Linked DNA regions of Homo sapiens: all the other regions are linked to region 2. The links are chromatin contacts, found by Hi-C or POLR2A ChIA-PET in ENCODE. All regions are on one chromosome and are shown on one strand. Each heading gives the region's core, a stretch centred on a gene start or an enhancer-like site at or near the end of the contact. The rest is flanking DNA. Distances are from core to core; before and after follow the strand shown. Region 1 overlaps MYO16 (myosin XVI). Region 2 has its middle 54 kb from the start of LINC00399. Region 3 overlaps MYO16 (myosin XVI).

Region 1 (4,706 bases), core at 366-2,865, 300 kb before region 2:
ACCTGGCATTGAGGAAATGTAAAAATAACAGCAATATAAATAACCTCATGACCTATAAAAGTATGCATGAGGAATGGGGCTCTGGGCCAAGCAGGCATGTTGTTTAGGTATTGCATACTCGGCTAATTATGAAAAAAAAAAAAAAAAAAAAAAAAAAGCTACCCAAGTACAAGAAAAGGAAAGGGATTGAAGTGATTTTTTCCCCTTTATGGCAGGGACAGAATAAATGGGCAAAAAAGGATTCAGTTAGTTAAATTTAAAAGGAAATTGGCACAACTTAATTTTCTGTGCATTTTTGGGTACTGAAAACCTTATTTATACTGACAGTCATTTTTTAGCTTTACTATCAATGCATTCTTCCCTTGCTCAGCACATATGTTGTTGAAGACATCGCTCTGTTTCCTACTTCAGTTGGTGTTTTCTAGCACAAACCATCTCCTTCGACTTGGCGGGGGGGTGGGTGACAAGAGTTAGGAGTGAAGGAGGAGCAGACATTTCCATTCCTCCCCGCTTAACCTGGAGGATAAGTATCTGCGGCACTCGCTACCAGAGAAGAATGCTTAAAACATAAGTTCAAGAGGAATTTCGATCTACTCCAGGGTGGTGATTTCATAAGGGGTTATTAACAAGTAGGAAGGAATGTCGGGAGCCCAGCCCGAGACATTTAAAGTCAGTAGAGGGCCGGGCAAATCCAGTTTCTCAGCACACGCAACCTTTCCAAGGTCTGCAGTGATGTATTTTTCTGTTTCTTAAGTAATCAATGCTTATAGAAATATGACCTGTCCACATAGTGTGGGTAACAGCTGTGTCACAAGAGTAACTGCCTGGGAACCCAGTTCTCTTCCCAGATCTCCATCACCACTAGACTCAGACGCCCTCTCTTGATATATTTCTGCAAGCATTCACAAAGGGATGATAAAATCTGTTGCACGTTTTCAAAAGGCAATTAGAATTGTGCTGTTCAAAACATGCATAATTGCAGTGTGTCACCTCCATGAGTTTAACACATTTCCCCTGTAGCAGTCTCCACTCTCCTCACATCCACCCATCTCCACTGAACTCTCTCTTCTTGAGTTTCAGATTAGCCTCTGTGGTTCTTTACATCTGAAATTCGTCTTTCTGAGAGGCAATAACACAAATATTTGGATTATGCTATCATGGAAAGGAAAGAAAATTCTATCATGTAAAAGAAAAAACATATTATGTAAAAGAAAACAAATCACTTCCTAGAAGCTTATAAAGTAGGATGCAGGTCGACTTGAGAGGGGTGTCAAAGCCCTGTTTGCATTTCTTCCTCATGTGCAGTAATACAGGGTTTCAGAGAAATCTATATTTTAGAGATTTAAAAGGAGTTGCCCTGTGTAACACAAACTAGATTTGGTTTAACACAAGCTAGACGCCAATTTCAGGTCGAAGTGCTTGTATCCAAATTTAATTACGCACCATCTATGTGTATCTGCAAGCGCTGTCGAGCTGCGACTTCTAAATTTTACAAACGAGAACTTGAGAAGTGGTGGGAGCCTGCCAGGCACCTCTCTCTGCATTTGTACTTTTCCTTAATGCCAAGTAGGAAAAAACAAGCACATTCCCTTCATGCAATAGCCTTTCTGAAGAGGAATTTTCCTATAGAGTTTCAGAATGAGTTATAGCCAGTATGAGTAATGAGTTTAAAATGTATTTTCACATTTTTTATGCCTTACATAGCACTCTCAGTATTAAGTCAGCCAAACAGCTATAGTTTGTTTTTCTCCTGCGTTACTGAAACCCGGATCCCATCTCATAGGATTCTAAAATACACTCTAATCTGATCTCTAGCGCAGGTACCTAAGAGAAAAGTGGTGTTTTCAGCATCTTGTTGGGGAAACATTCCATGGCTCCTTTCTCTCCCCTGCTTCCTGGCCTTTCCCCAGCACTGACGCTGTCAGCCGCCCTGCGTGCCACACAGTCCTGCCCTCTGCCAAGGCTCCTGGCCTGCAGCCCCTCCTGCAAGCCCACATCTGCCCTCCTGCACGCCCACATCTGCCCTCCTGCACGGCAGTCACCTGGGCGTCCCCTCCTGCTACCTCCTCACACTCGAGAGTGTCTCTTCCTTGAAAATTTCTCCTTCCTGAGAGATTTTTAAGTCTCTCCTAGCTGTTTCCTTTCCAGTCCTAATAAATTCTCTTCTTCAAAAAATTGCCACTCAATTTAATCCTCAGGCCTGCGGCTGTCACTTCAAAGTCAACAAGTACAACCCCAGATGCACCCTGCTCTTCAGGTGGGAGCTGCTGCTCTGAACCACGCCCCAGCTGTGGTCCCCATCAGGTCCCAGTTCTCCCGCTCAGTGGGATTGAACTCAGCTTCCTCCTGCCTTTCCACTCCTCCTTCTGCTTCCCCAGCCTCTCCCCTGACTCTCTTTCTACTTCTAATCTCTCCTCAAGGTCCATTCAGCTGTATACTTTCTTTGCTAGATTAGTATTTACAAAAAAAAAAAAAAAAAAAAAAAAAAACCTTATTCTTCACAGCATGCCCTTGCTCAAAATACTTGCTGGAACCCAGTCCTGTGATGCTCATAGACTCCAAAGCTCTCTGCTCCCACTTCCCGGTGCGGAGGTGTGGGCAGAGCCAGCCTCCCCTCCCTCACGAGTGCAGTCAGCTCTGCCTCTGCGGCATTCCCTTCCTTTTCCCTCCCCCTCTCCACATTCCGTCCTCAACTCAAAATCCACTGCTTCTTCCTCCTGCCTACACAACAAAGGCTCACCTGGCTGCTCCAGCCCACTCTGACCTCTCCTAAGAATTCCTAGAGCATTTTGCAGAGCTCCCATCCCAGCCCCCTGGCCCTTTGCAACCTTAACACATGCCTTGAAGGCACCTTGAAGACAGTCCCCCTTAGAGCTGAGTCACCACAGAGAAGCCTGGGGAAAAGCACCCCTTAGAATGCACCCTGGATGTCCCTGTCACATGGGTTGGCATTATAAGTGTCAAAGGCTTTAACAAGTGAATAAAACCGTCAAAATTAGCTCAGCTGAGCAGGATGCGAGTCCCACAGTGATGCGTCAGATTCTTCATTCTTCTATACCCCTCAGGATAGATGTAGTCCCTTTTCTTCTTGCACTTACCCGGTCGTCATAAATTCTTGTCATCTGCCGTGCTCCATAACCCCTCTAAAATGTGAGCACTCAATGGATTGTTTCTTTCGGACGAATATTTCTTTAAGTTCTAAAGTAAATCTTAGCACCAGGTTTGGACCTTGTAGGACGTGAATACCTGTTGAATCAGTGGAGAGCTCCCTAGCTTGGGGGAGGAATATAGTTTGCTCATGGTCCACCCCTCTTCCTTTCTTCTTCATTCAGCTCTCATGTTCCCCAGAGTGGCCACTGCGCTCCAGGGCATCTCTTTGCCTTCCCAGGGCTGAACCACGTGCTGTCCGTTCTGCCAGGTTTCTTGTCACTCTTGGTTTGGAGCAAGGACTCATCTTAACTCCCATTATGCTCCCTGTCTTTCTCCAGCTCTCCCAGAATTATTCAAGGACATTTCTCTCTCCCCACTAAGAAACGTCTCTCCACTCTTGCAGAGTTTTTGCATTCTTCCTTAAGAGAAGTTCCTCTTCTCGCCTTCCATCCTACCTCCCCCTCCCTCCACAAAATCCTTCCTGTGTCTCCTCTCCCAGACACATCCCTGATGTTAACTTATTCATACCTCTCCTGTCATGGCAAACTTATAAAACAGTCTTGTTACTGTCTGAGGAGTTGGACTTTTCCCATAAAACATTTCCAAGGTGAGCCGGAGGTGACGTTGCCTTTGTAGTCTCATCCAGTGACCTCACACCTATTTCTCCTCCCGCCTGTGAATTACTCAAAGGTAAAGATTTCATCATGTAGATTATGGCTAGAGGCTCTATGCCTGAGACCCATTTTGGTTTTTGTCCAGAGATTGAAGCATATGCAATTGGGGAAAGGTGAGCTTTTTTAAAAAAATAATAATAAAGATGAAAAATGAACATTTAGAGAGTTAAGTGGACATTTATTCAAAATGAGAAAATAAATCAAAGTATACGTTTACAAAGTATTACAAATGTTAACTGTTTGTACATTGCTTGAGTCCCTCCCTCGGCCTTGGAAGAGGCCTGGGGAAGATAGGGGTGCATGGAAGCCCCTTCACGTAACTACGGGTCAACCCACTGTGCCCACTCCAGTCACCAGGATTCCAGAGTCACACTCAGCACAGCCAAAGCATGCCAACATTCATCAAATTGATTTTTATCTCCTGATATTACAGATTGTAAAGCAATGTAAAGTACAATTTTAAAAAACTATGTATGGACCTTGTGTCTTTGAATTCTCAAACCATGGGTCAGGAATCAGTTTCAAACAACCATAGGTCCTTTCTCTCATAAGTTAACAAGCTTAGGTAGAAAACAAACAGCTCCACTCCATTGCATAAAAGAAAATATTCACCTCATGCAATGAGATATTTTCCTTATCTTATAATTTTAAATAAGTAAAGATCAGCACTCAAAGGTGGATTAACACTGAAAGTGCTTCCGTAAGTTGTCAATCTTGTGTGAATGGGGAAAAATGATCATTGTGGTGCGTGGCTTTACTGTACTTATTTGCATAAAATTTTCATTTAGTAAATGTGCAAGCTATTTTACAGGTATGGAAAGTGTAGCTCCTTTCAGAAAGAGAATTTCTATAGCAACATTATTAAAACTAATTTATTGTTCA
Region 2 (4,436 bases), core at 650-3,149:
ACCTCAAATAATTTTCTTTATCTATTGAAAGTAATAATGCTGAGTCAAGATGTACAGTTTTTGAAATTTGTCTCCTATTTGTGCTAGTCTTTCAGTTATACCCTGGCTTGCTTCAACAGTAAATAGGCAATTTTTAATAATTACTTTCTAATTATAATGAAAATAAATACATGTAAACTGTACATTTTTTCCCAAGGAGTAAAGCAGAACTATAATGAAACAGAAATTTTTCTTCTGGATCAATACTCATCATCTTTAGAAAGAAAAAAAATTAATAGTTTTCTTCTGTATGTTTCAAAATTTTCTAGTTCTAAACATTCAAATGTGCAGTTTTTCTGCTTTTTTTTCATACAAATGGAAATATATTTTTGCATTCTTGTGCAATTTTTAAAAAGTAACAAAATATACTGAATAAATTTTTATATTAGCACAAATGTAGCTATCACATTTTAAAAAAACCTATAAATTATTCTTTCTACATGCACCATAATTTAATTAATAAGTTTCCCATTGATATGGTTTGGTTGTGTCCCCACTGAAATCTCATATTGAATTCCCATTTGTTGTGGGAGGGACCCAGCATGAGGTAATTGAATCATGGGGTCAGGTCTTTCCCAACTGTTCTCATGATAGTGAATAAGTCTCACAAGATCTGATGGTTTTAAAAACGGGAGTTTCCCTGCACAAGCTCTCATTCTTTCTTGCCGCCACCATGTAAGAAGTGCCTTTTACCTTCTGCCATGATTGTGAGACCTCCCCAGCCACGTGGAACTGTAAGTCCATTACACCTATTGTTCTTCCCACTCTTGGGCATGTCTTTGTCAGCAGCATGAAAACAGATTAGTACACCTATTGATGGACATTTATGCTGTTTTCAGTTTCTTTCAGTATTTTAAATAATGCTACAAGGAAAATTCGGTGCAGGCCTTCATGTAGACATAGTAATATACCTGTAAGGTAAATTTCCCAAAGTAAAATTGGAAGACCAAAGTAAATATGCATTGCATTTTGACAGACATTGGAAAAATGCTCTCCAAAGAGATTCCACCAACTTACACTCACACCAACAGCAAATGAGACCATCTGTTGGCCCACATCCTGTGCACAGTGTGAAAGATCAACTTTCCAATCTTTGCCAATCTGATAGGTTTTAAAAAATAGCATCTCATTTCGATTTGTGATTTAATTATGCATGAGATTATGCTTCTTTCTTTTTCTTCATATTGGTGTATGTTTGAACTGCTTATTCGTATCCTTTAAATAATAAACTGTAGTGGGGTCAAGCTGGGCCTGGTAGCTACTGCTGATGCTATTGAATTATGGTGAGTTAATCTAAGCAAGAAGCTCATGGGCCATGTAATTCACCCCAAGAAATGTTTCTGAAGTTGTACGGGTTTTTTTGGCATTGATTACAGGTTTAACGACTTTTACTCTCAAAATGCTTAATTCACATTACATATGTGTGTATGTTTGATTACACCAATGTTTCTGCATACTACTGCAAAATACTCTTTAAAATCTGGGGTCACATCCTGTTTCACAGATCTGATAATGAGTAAAGCCAAACTCTTAGCTCATGTTTGGGTATCTGGCCTCCATTAAGCTGCTGTCTCTATTACCACATAGTCCATTCAACATTCTCTCAATGTCTTGGAGGTGTTAGGGCAGAGGCTGGCACTGTACGTATTAATAAGATGTCCGGCTTAGTGACAGGAGGTCTTGTTTATTATAATGAACAAATGAAGGTGTTTCAAGTATATTTATGTGGCTGCTTAAGAGCCAACCTCCACTGCTGTGAGACTTAGTAAGAGGTGGCTACCAAGGACCTGCTCCTGCAAGCCTGTTCCCAGGCTCCCCCAAGCATGGCTCTGGGACACGGTGAGAGCTTTCTGTGAGCTTGTGTGAGACTCAGTCCCAGACAGAGGCTGCCTCCCACTTCTCAGCTGAATCCTGGGCTTTGGAAACCCTATTGTGTGCCAATATAATCAACCTACACATGATGTCACAAGACAGAGAAAACACTATAAATGGTATCCAAGTTCATGGCACTGAGTCTCCAAGGGCTGTGAGAGAAAAGGTTGGTAATGCTGGCATGATTGCTTGGCTGAAAGAAGGGCCATGGCAGGAAAGATGTAACTGAACTGAAGATGCAGCCACTGCTTCAACGTAAGACCTCACCTCGTTAATTTGGGTGATCAGAAAAGCAGACATTACCTCCTCCTGTCAATCGCCTTATTTTGGTGAATTCTTAAATAGCCTCTTAGCCACTGTTGTGACTCAATAATTGTGACCTTCTAACAGTTACCATGGAAAGAATTCCTAGATTATAAATAATGACAATGTGAGTTTCCTAGTTACCAAGTGTATTTATAAAATGAATTCCAAAGGTACATGACATTTAATTCCAGCCTATTTTTAGACACTAAAGGATAATAAAGGAAAATACTTTTTTTCCAGAAGAGGAAGAATTGTAACATTTTTCCAAATCTAGTTATAGAGCAGCACATCTATATGACTATAAGGAAAAAAAGGGGGGTTTTAGTAATATACTGTCCTTGGCAATTTAAAGGGAGCATTTACAATAATACAGATTTCACAATTAAATGGAGTCTCCAAAATCATGTATAGAATTTGATCTATACAAATTATCTTGGAAATAAAAAGATATAGTGTCCTTTAATAATTTTTTAAACACATAAATTGGGAAGACTTTTATGCCTTCTACTTTACAAAGTATTTCTTATTAAAGGAAATCATTATGTTTCATAAAGAACTCTTTCTTATTTTTTTTAATAGACATGATAGGGTCTTGCTGTGTTGGCAAGGTTAGTCTTGAACTCCTGGTCTCAAGCGATCCTCCCATCTTGGCCTCCCAAAGTGCTGGAATTACAGGACTGAGCCACTGTCCCTGGCCCTTCATAAAGAACTCTCGGAAGCACAAGTTTACCTAGTCAAAGAGTTACAATCCAAGAAAGAGGAGTGAAGATTCTGAAGGAATACATTACAAAAAAGAAAAGCTACTAAATGGTGTCTAAATCACATTTTAGTGTGCTGCAGAAATGACAGTTCAAAAAAAATTAGAGCAATGGAAATACAATAATTTTTATGTCCTGTCTAGTATTTTGTCTTTTCCAAACACTGTTCCAGGAGATACTTCAAAGAAGTTGATGTATAATGTTTCTTAGACTTGCATGCAATGGTCTCATAATTGAAACATTTTCTTCTTTCTGAATCTTGAATCAAATCCTATCTCTTGTCCATACTCTGAAACATGAAATTTGAGAATGGCTATGGTCCCTTTCTCCATCTTGAAAGCCAGCAACAGCAAATGGAGTCCTCCTCACATTGCTTAATTCACATTCTGTGATCACATCACCGTGACCTCTTCCATCCCAAGTCTCCCCCAGACTCTCACCTCCTGCCTTCTTCTCCCTCCGATGATGACCCTTGTGGTGACCTTGGTTCCACCTGGATAACCGAGGATACTCTCTCCATCTCAAGATCTTTAGCTTTTAACTTAATCACATCAGTAAAATCCATTTGCCACTAAGGTAGAACATACACAAGTTCTGGAGATCAGGATGTGGACCTCTTTGGAGAGGGGGACCATTATTCTGCCTGCCACAAGCATTTGTTTATTCTCTCAAAAATATTTCTTGAATATCTACTATATTCTTGATACAGTGCTGAACAGATGATTAGAAGGAGAATGGAGGGTTACCAGGGTATCTATGCATAAGTCTAGTAAAGGAATCAAAGGACTGGTGTTTGGGGCCTAGCATTTTCCCTTCTAATGCTTTTTCTATGTGTTACTCATTTTCTTCTTTCTTTTCTTCCAAATCTATAGGAAATCACAGTGTTATGAAATTAAAAGGTATTTTTGACTAAATATAATAATCACATTAATTAGTTTAGTTAATAGCAGGCAACTCATTATCCAAATTACAGCTCAATGTACTAGAAACAAATTAATACAAATTTTGTAATGATGCTAGTTGCAGGTCAATTTTAGTTCCAGAAAGAAGCCATGACTAGCAATTACATGCCTTCCTTTCTTTTCAAAGCTGTCATCTTTGAAGCATCCTCAAATGTTTGAAATAGAACTGGGTCAGATCTAGAAGCTAAAGTTTAGTGAAAAGACCATCATCATCAAATTCTGAGAATGCAAGGGAAATCAAGTCAATTATCAGCATCCCTGTAGATTTCAAGGTCATTAGAAACAGCAATGATCCTTACATGTCAGGGCAAAGACATAGCAGATTCCAGAAATGCTCAGAATATTCGACAAAATTCTGCCAGTGCCACCCCAGACTACAGCAGACTACAAAAGCCAATGCCTTTGCAACAAACAGGAAGGGGACATGGAGGAAGAGAGAATGGAAATTTGCAGCAGACAGCTGGGATCCCACACAGCAGTAGTGGCCATGGGAACTTGT
Region 3 (4,498 bases), core at 1,736-4,235, 270 kb before region 2:
CCTGATCTTGGATTGACACACTCCCTTCCGCCTGTGTGAATTTCAGGCTGCTCTGACACTCACTGTGATTGGAGCCTTTCCTGTGTCCTGCCACCACAGTGTCTAAGGACACTATTGCCACGTAGCACCTGAGGCTACTGCTGCTGCCTGTGGCCGAGATCTGTTCTCCAGCAAGAGACCCCCCCCACCCACTAGCCATTGTCCGCCCAGTCTTCATGAAGTTAGCTTTTCCATACCAAGGTATCTGGACATGTAACAAGATCACCTGGAAGGCCTTGTTGTGTGTTGACAGGATTGTGTCGACTTCCCTGAGGAACTCTCTCCTATAATTGGAAAAGCGTGCACTGATTGTCTAATGATTTTTAATTTAGGAATTATGTATATGTTTAATCAATTACCTGTGCTAGTTAATTATGCTTTCAGAGGAGAGTAGTAATCACTTCAGTATTTAAAGTTCTCTGAGTTGAATTCATTTTGTTGGGTTCTTATTTCTCTTTTTGTCTATTCATGTTTATTAATCGAAGTCACTTGCGGTGATGCATTGCGCCTGTATCACAGTGATTCTCAGCCCGTGTAGGAGGGGATGACTTTGCCCTCCAAGGAACTTTTGGCAATGTCTGGGAACATTTCTGGGTGCCACAAATGGGGGTGCTGCTGGCATCTAGTGGGTGGAGGTCAGGGATGCATGGGGCAGACCCCACTGCAAAGAATTATACAGGCCAAAATTCCAATAGTGCAGAGGCTGGGAAACTGCTTTGATCATAAAGGATAATTAATCAAATCATTTGGTGCCTCATAGTAACTTCGCGTTGTTGAGGGACATGTAAAGTTTCATAAACCTACAAGTTACTCTGCATGGTTGCTCATGAATTGGTGTGTTGTGAATCGGCAGCTCTCCCCACCTTTTCCTCATGGAAATTCAGCCAATCTCTTTGCTTCCTTGTGCACAAAATGAACTACAGCCAGTGGAATTCATCAGACACACAGGCTTAGTTATGCTCTGATTTTCAATCCCTTCCTCGTCTCCCTGCAATCCTATGAATGGCAGCCACATTCTGCTGTCTGCAGTCACCCTAGTGACTCAGTGGGCCCGTCACTGACCCCGTATGCTTCTTCAAACCTTTTCAGTCTCTAGAAGTTTCCCTTCTCCCCTCCAATACTTATCTGCTCACTTTTGTGCTATTATCACATATCTCCTTATTATCATTGTATCTCCTTTGGCAGGATATGCCCTCTTTTCCTAAATGAAGCTGCCACAATACTGTGCATGCCCATGTTTCATTGCAAAATTTAGTATTTAGTTTGTGTTTAAGGATCATCATTTCAATTCATAAAAGATAACAATTCTAGTTTATTGTAATGAGTGCATGACTTACTTTATTTGGAACAAGGAGACACTGCTTAACTCCCGATTTGTGTTGACCTCAATAGGTTTACCTGAAGAAGATGGATACTCACGGTTGTCTATAAGTGGCACAGGGACTTCGACATTTCAAAGACACAGGGACAGTCACACCACTCAGGTAATGATGTCTGTCTGTTCACATGTGCAGTGACAAATGGAATTAAGTTATGACAAGGCATTCATTAACTTGTTACCAATAGATGCTCTGTGTGGACTGGAGGGCTCAGCTGTTCTCACCTCTGCCCTGCACTCCTTCAGCTGAATGGTCTTCTCTCTCCACCTCAGCTGACTGCAATTTTCTGCTTGTTTCCAAAATAAGGAATAATGTCCAAAACAACTAAAACATAATAGTTTTAAATGAAATATTGTAGATTTAATTTATATTGTGGTACTTTAAAATTATTCTCGGGTGAAGATGATATTAAATCTGCTGAATGAAGTTGCTATGCATTTGACCTTGGCTAAAATAGGATGACTCTTAGTGACCACACCTGGGAATAAAATGCTTGAACCACCTGTGGTTTCATGGCATGCATCTTATCTCAGTTATGACATTCATTTCCATGTAATTCACATTCATTTAAAATATGACATATGATGAGAACATGGTAAAATCAAAATGAGATTGCAGTCCACAAAACTGTTTGGAGGTGCATTACTGATTGCATGTAAATGTTTTATGTGTCTCTTCCTAACAATTTCACCAAAATAAACAAGATTATCACTTCAAGAAGAAGAAAAAAAGAACCCATTTGTGCTTCTAGAAAGTGAAAGAATTTATATTATAGAATGTACTGTTTTATTTTCCTTTTATGTTGAATTTTAAAATATACTTTAAATAATTGTCTTTAAAATATATAATGTTGCATTCAAGGTGATGCACAAACCACCCATTAGAGAGACTTTGTTATCAATATATTAACAGACTATTGCTTTAGCAACAGGATTCTCATTTTATCTAAAGTTACAGCACAATTTTTATGTCAAACATCTACATAAAAGTCTAAAATAACCTCAGCCAAGTATCCAGATGTTTCCACGAAATCAACTATACAGCTAATGATCAGCTTTCCTTGGAATATTTAGCATTATAGAGGCATGGCCATATTATCAGCTGAGATTTTTCTAAATAACACTGATGAGGTAGTGAGAAAAATCAATAGTTTGAATCTTAAGAATAAATCTTACAGTAGGCAATCTTCTGAAATCACTTGCACTGATATCCAGGCACTGAAATAGAAAGAAAATGCTGATTGGTTGCAATAATAGATTGTCCTAATCTTCCCTCTATTCCTTAGAGATGCATCTACTTTACCTTGTAAGCATCACAGATGCTTCCTCTGAGATCATGCACAGGGGAACCTCCTGGTCATGAACACTGGTTTGATTTTTGTATTGGAGGCCTGACTCCTGTACATTACAACACAACGCTGGGCCATCTGACATCCTTTCCAGGCCTGCCCCCTGTACATTACAACACAATGCTAGGCCATCTGACATCCTTTCCAGGCCTGCCCCTGCAATGTGGTTCTTAGACAAAGGGAGTCATTTGAAAGACGGTGTATATAGTAGGGTGCTTTGTGACTTTTCCTCTGTGTTTGGCTAAGAATCAAAGAGAGATGAGAAAGGTCATCGGGAATCATTTTCCATTCTCAGATTTCAAAGAGGCCTTGTTTTCAAATGCAGACATCCCTGATGAGGCAGGAACTGCCAGTCATCTTGGGGCACATTCTTTTTCTCAAGGAAACTGAAAACCATGCTTATTTTCTTCCATGCAAATTGTGGGCACTCACGTGATGAGACAGATTCCTTACTGGTGAGAAGCTGTAAGAGTTATGTGAAACTATGTGTTGAATGGCTTTCAGAATTTATTGCTCATGTGACATTTATACAAGAAGTATGGACACATGCAGGGAACCAGCTTTTTAGCTTTTCTACTAATGCAATTAAATAGAAATTCTATAAAATCCAGTCCTGGACAGATTGGGCACGTAGCAGTAAAATTAAATGGTGACCAAAAATGAAATTTCTCTTTAAGGATGTCTATATTTTCATTAGCCTCATCAGCAGTTTTAATAAACTCCCTTCAAGGAAGATAAAATGTCTGGGCGTTATGGTAGATAAAGAAAAGAGAAAATAGAGTCAGTGATTTGCCAAAGATCATATGGAAAATTCACTGAGTCCACAGTTTGAATGGAAATCAAGATCATATGTTCCGTTTCTGAGAATGAACTTATCATAACCCATTAAAAGAAATGCAGGAGTCATTCAACTGTTTCATAAAATTTATTTATTTATTTATTTTATTTTATTTTTTTTTTTGAGACAGAGTTTAACTCTTGTTGCCCAGGCTGGAGTGCAATGGGATGATCTCAGCTCACTGCAACCTCCACCTCCCGGTTCAAGTGATTCTCCTATCTCAGCCTCCCAAGTAGCTGGGATTACAGGTGTGCACCACCACACCCAGCTAATTTTGTATTTTTAGTAGAGATGGAGTTTCATCATGTTGGTCAGGCTGGTCTCAAACTCCTGACCTCAGTGATCCGTCCGCCTCGGCCTCCCAAAGTGCTGGGATTACAGGCGGGAGCCACTGCACCTGGCCTGTTTCATAAAACATAAAGAATTTTTGGTTCAAAAATAAAAGTCTTCAGTAGCCATAATGGACATTTGTGATTTGGCTTTTTCCTGCCAGTCTCACATTTCAGTTTCGCACCTACCACGATGAAAATACAAGGGAAGGGACTCCCTCTTCCTCCCCTGCTTTGACAGCTGGACAAACACATGTAAGATGGGCTCAGTTAACCTACCTACGATGGATGCAGAGTGAGGGACATATAATGGAAGGGACAACAATTGACCTGGCTCCATGGGGTGACATTGGGCAGTAGTGGCTCCATGCAGCACCAGCAGAAGAATATTAGTCGGAGAAGAACTTTGCTCAGAGCACGCCAGCCATCAGCCCCTGAATCCACCTCACCCACTCGCCAGACCTTTTTGTCGAAGTTCATGTCCTTCCTTAGCCTTCCAATGAAGCCTCTACCTGCCTGAGATGTCCAAGGTTAGTTTTCTTTGCTTAGAAATCAGAATTTTGAC

The links. Hi-C counts contacts between places; a loop is a spot of excess contacts on that map. ChIA-PET counts read pairs that join two places held with the same protein, here RNA polymerase II (POLR2A). Pooled maps may share reads with other maps.
Region 1: a map of chondrocyte shows a loop between it and region 2 (5-fold over the local background). The contact joins two enhancer-like sites. A Hi-C loop is called at or near these places in 5 of 168 maps with a recorded cell type or tissue (aorta, ascending aorta, chondrocyte and 1 more) and 6 of 50 pooled maps. POLR2A ChIA-PET finds 5 or more read pairs at or near these places in 1 of 52 experiments (WTC11).
Region 3: a loop to region 2 is called in a map of chondrocyte, with 3 times the contacts of the local background. The contact joins two enhancer-like sites. A Hi-C loop is called at or near these places in 1 of 168 maps with a recorded cell type or tissue (chondrocyte). POLR2A ChIA-PET finds 5 or more read pairs at or near these places in 1 of 52 experiments (PC-9).

Annotation. Positions count from the first base shown.
Region 1 is chr13:109,154,781-109,159,486 of GRCh38, forward strand. The region is part of intron 32 of MYO16 (myosin XVI); the gene reads left to right. The region is part of intron 1 of LOC105370356 (a long non-coding RNA gene); the gene reads right to left. Among named protein-coding and RNA genes, the nearest start is that of MYO16-AS1, 10 kb to the right of the region's middle. RefSeq lists enhancers at 871-2,070, 1,478-2,028, 2,029-2,578, 4,569-4,706. Within about 2 kb of position 1,616, at least 15 of the 41 ENCODE cell types and tissues checked have a DNase peak (open chromatin) inside an H3K27ac peak, as active enhancers do; they include ascending aorta, where a contact is called at or near this core.
Region 2 is chr13:109,452,417-109,456,852 of GRCh38, forward strand. No RefSeq gene overlaps it. Among named protein-coding and RNA genes, the nearest start is that of LINC00399, 54 kb to the left of the region's middle. RefSeq lists an enhancer at 2,237-2,512. Within about 2 kb of position 1,900, at least 2 of the 41 ENCODE cell types and tissues checked have a DNase peak (open chromatin) inside an H3K27ac peak, as active enhancers do; they include ascending aorta, where a contact is called at or near this core.
Region 3 is chr13:109,178,111-109,182,608 of GRCh38, forward strand. It overlaps MYO16 (myosin XVI), which reads left to right. Exons shown (of 35, transcript NM_001198950.3): 34 at 1,432-1,523. It overlaps LOC124903207 (a long non-coding RNA gene), which reads right to left. Exons shown (of 2, transcript XR_007063864.1): 2 at 3,679-4,498. Among named protein-coding and RNA genes, the nearest start is that of MYO16-AS1, 13 kb to the left of the region's middle. Within about 2 kb of position 2,986, at least 2 of the 41 ENCODE cell types and tissues checked have a DNase peak (open chromatin) inside an H3K27ac peak, as active enhancers do.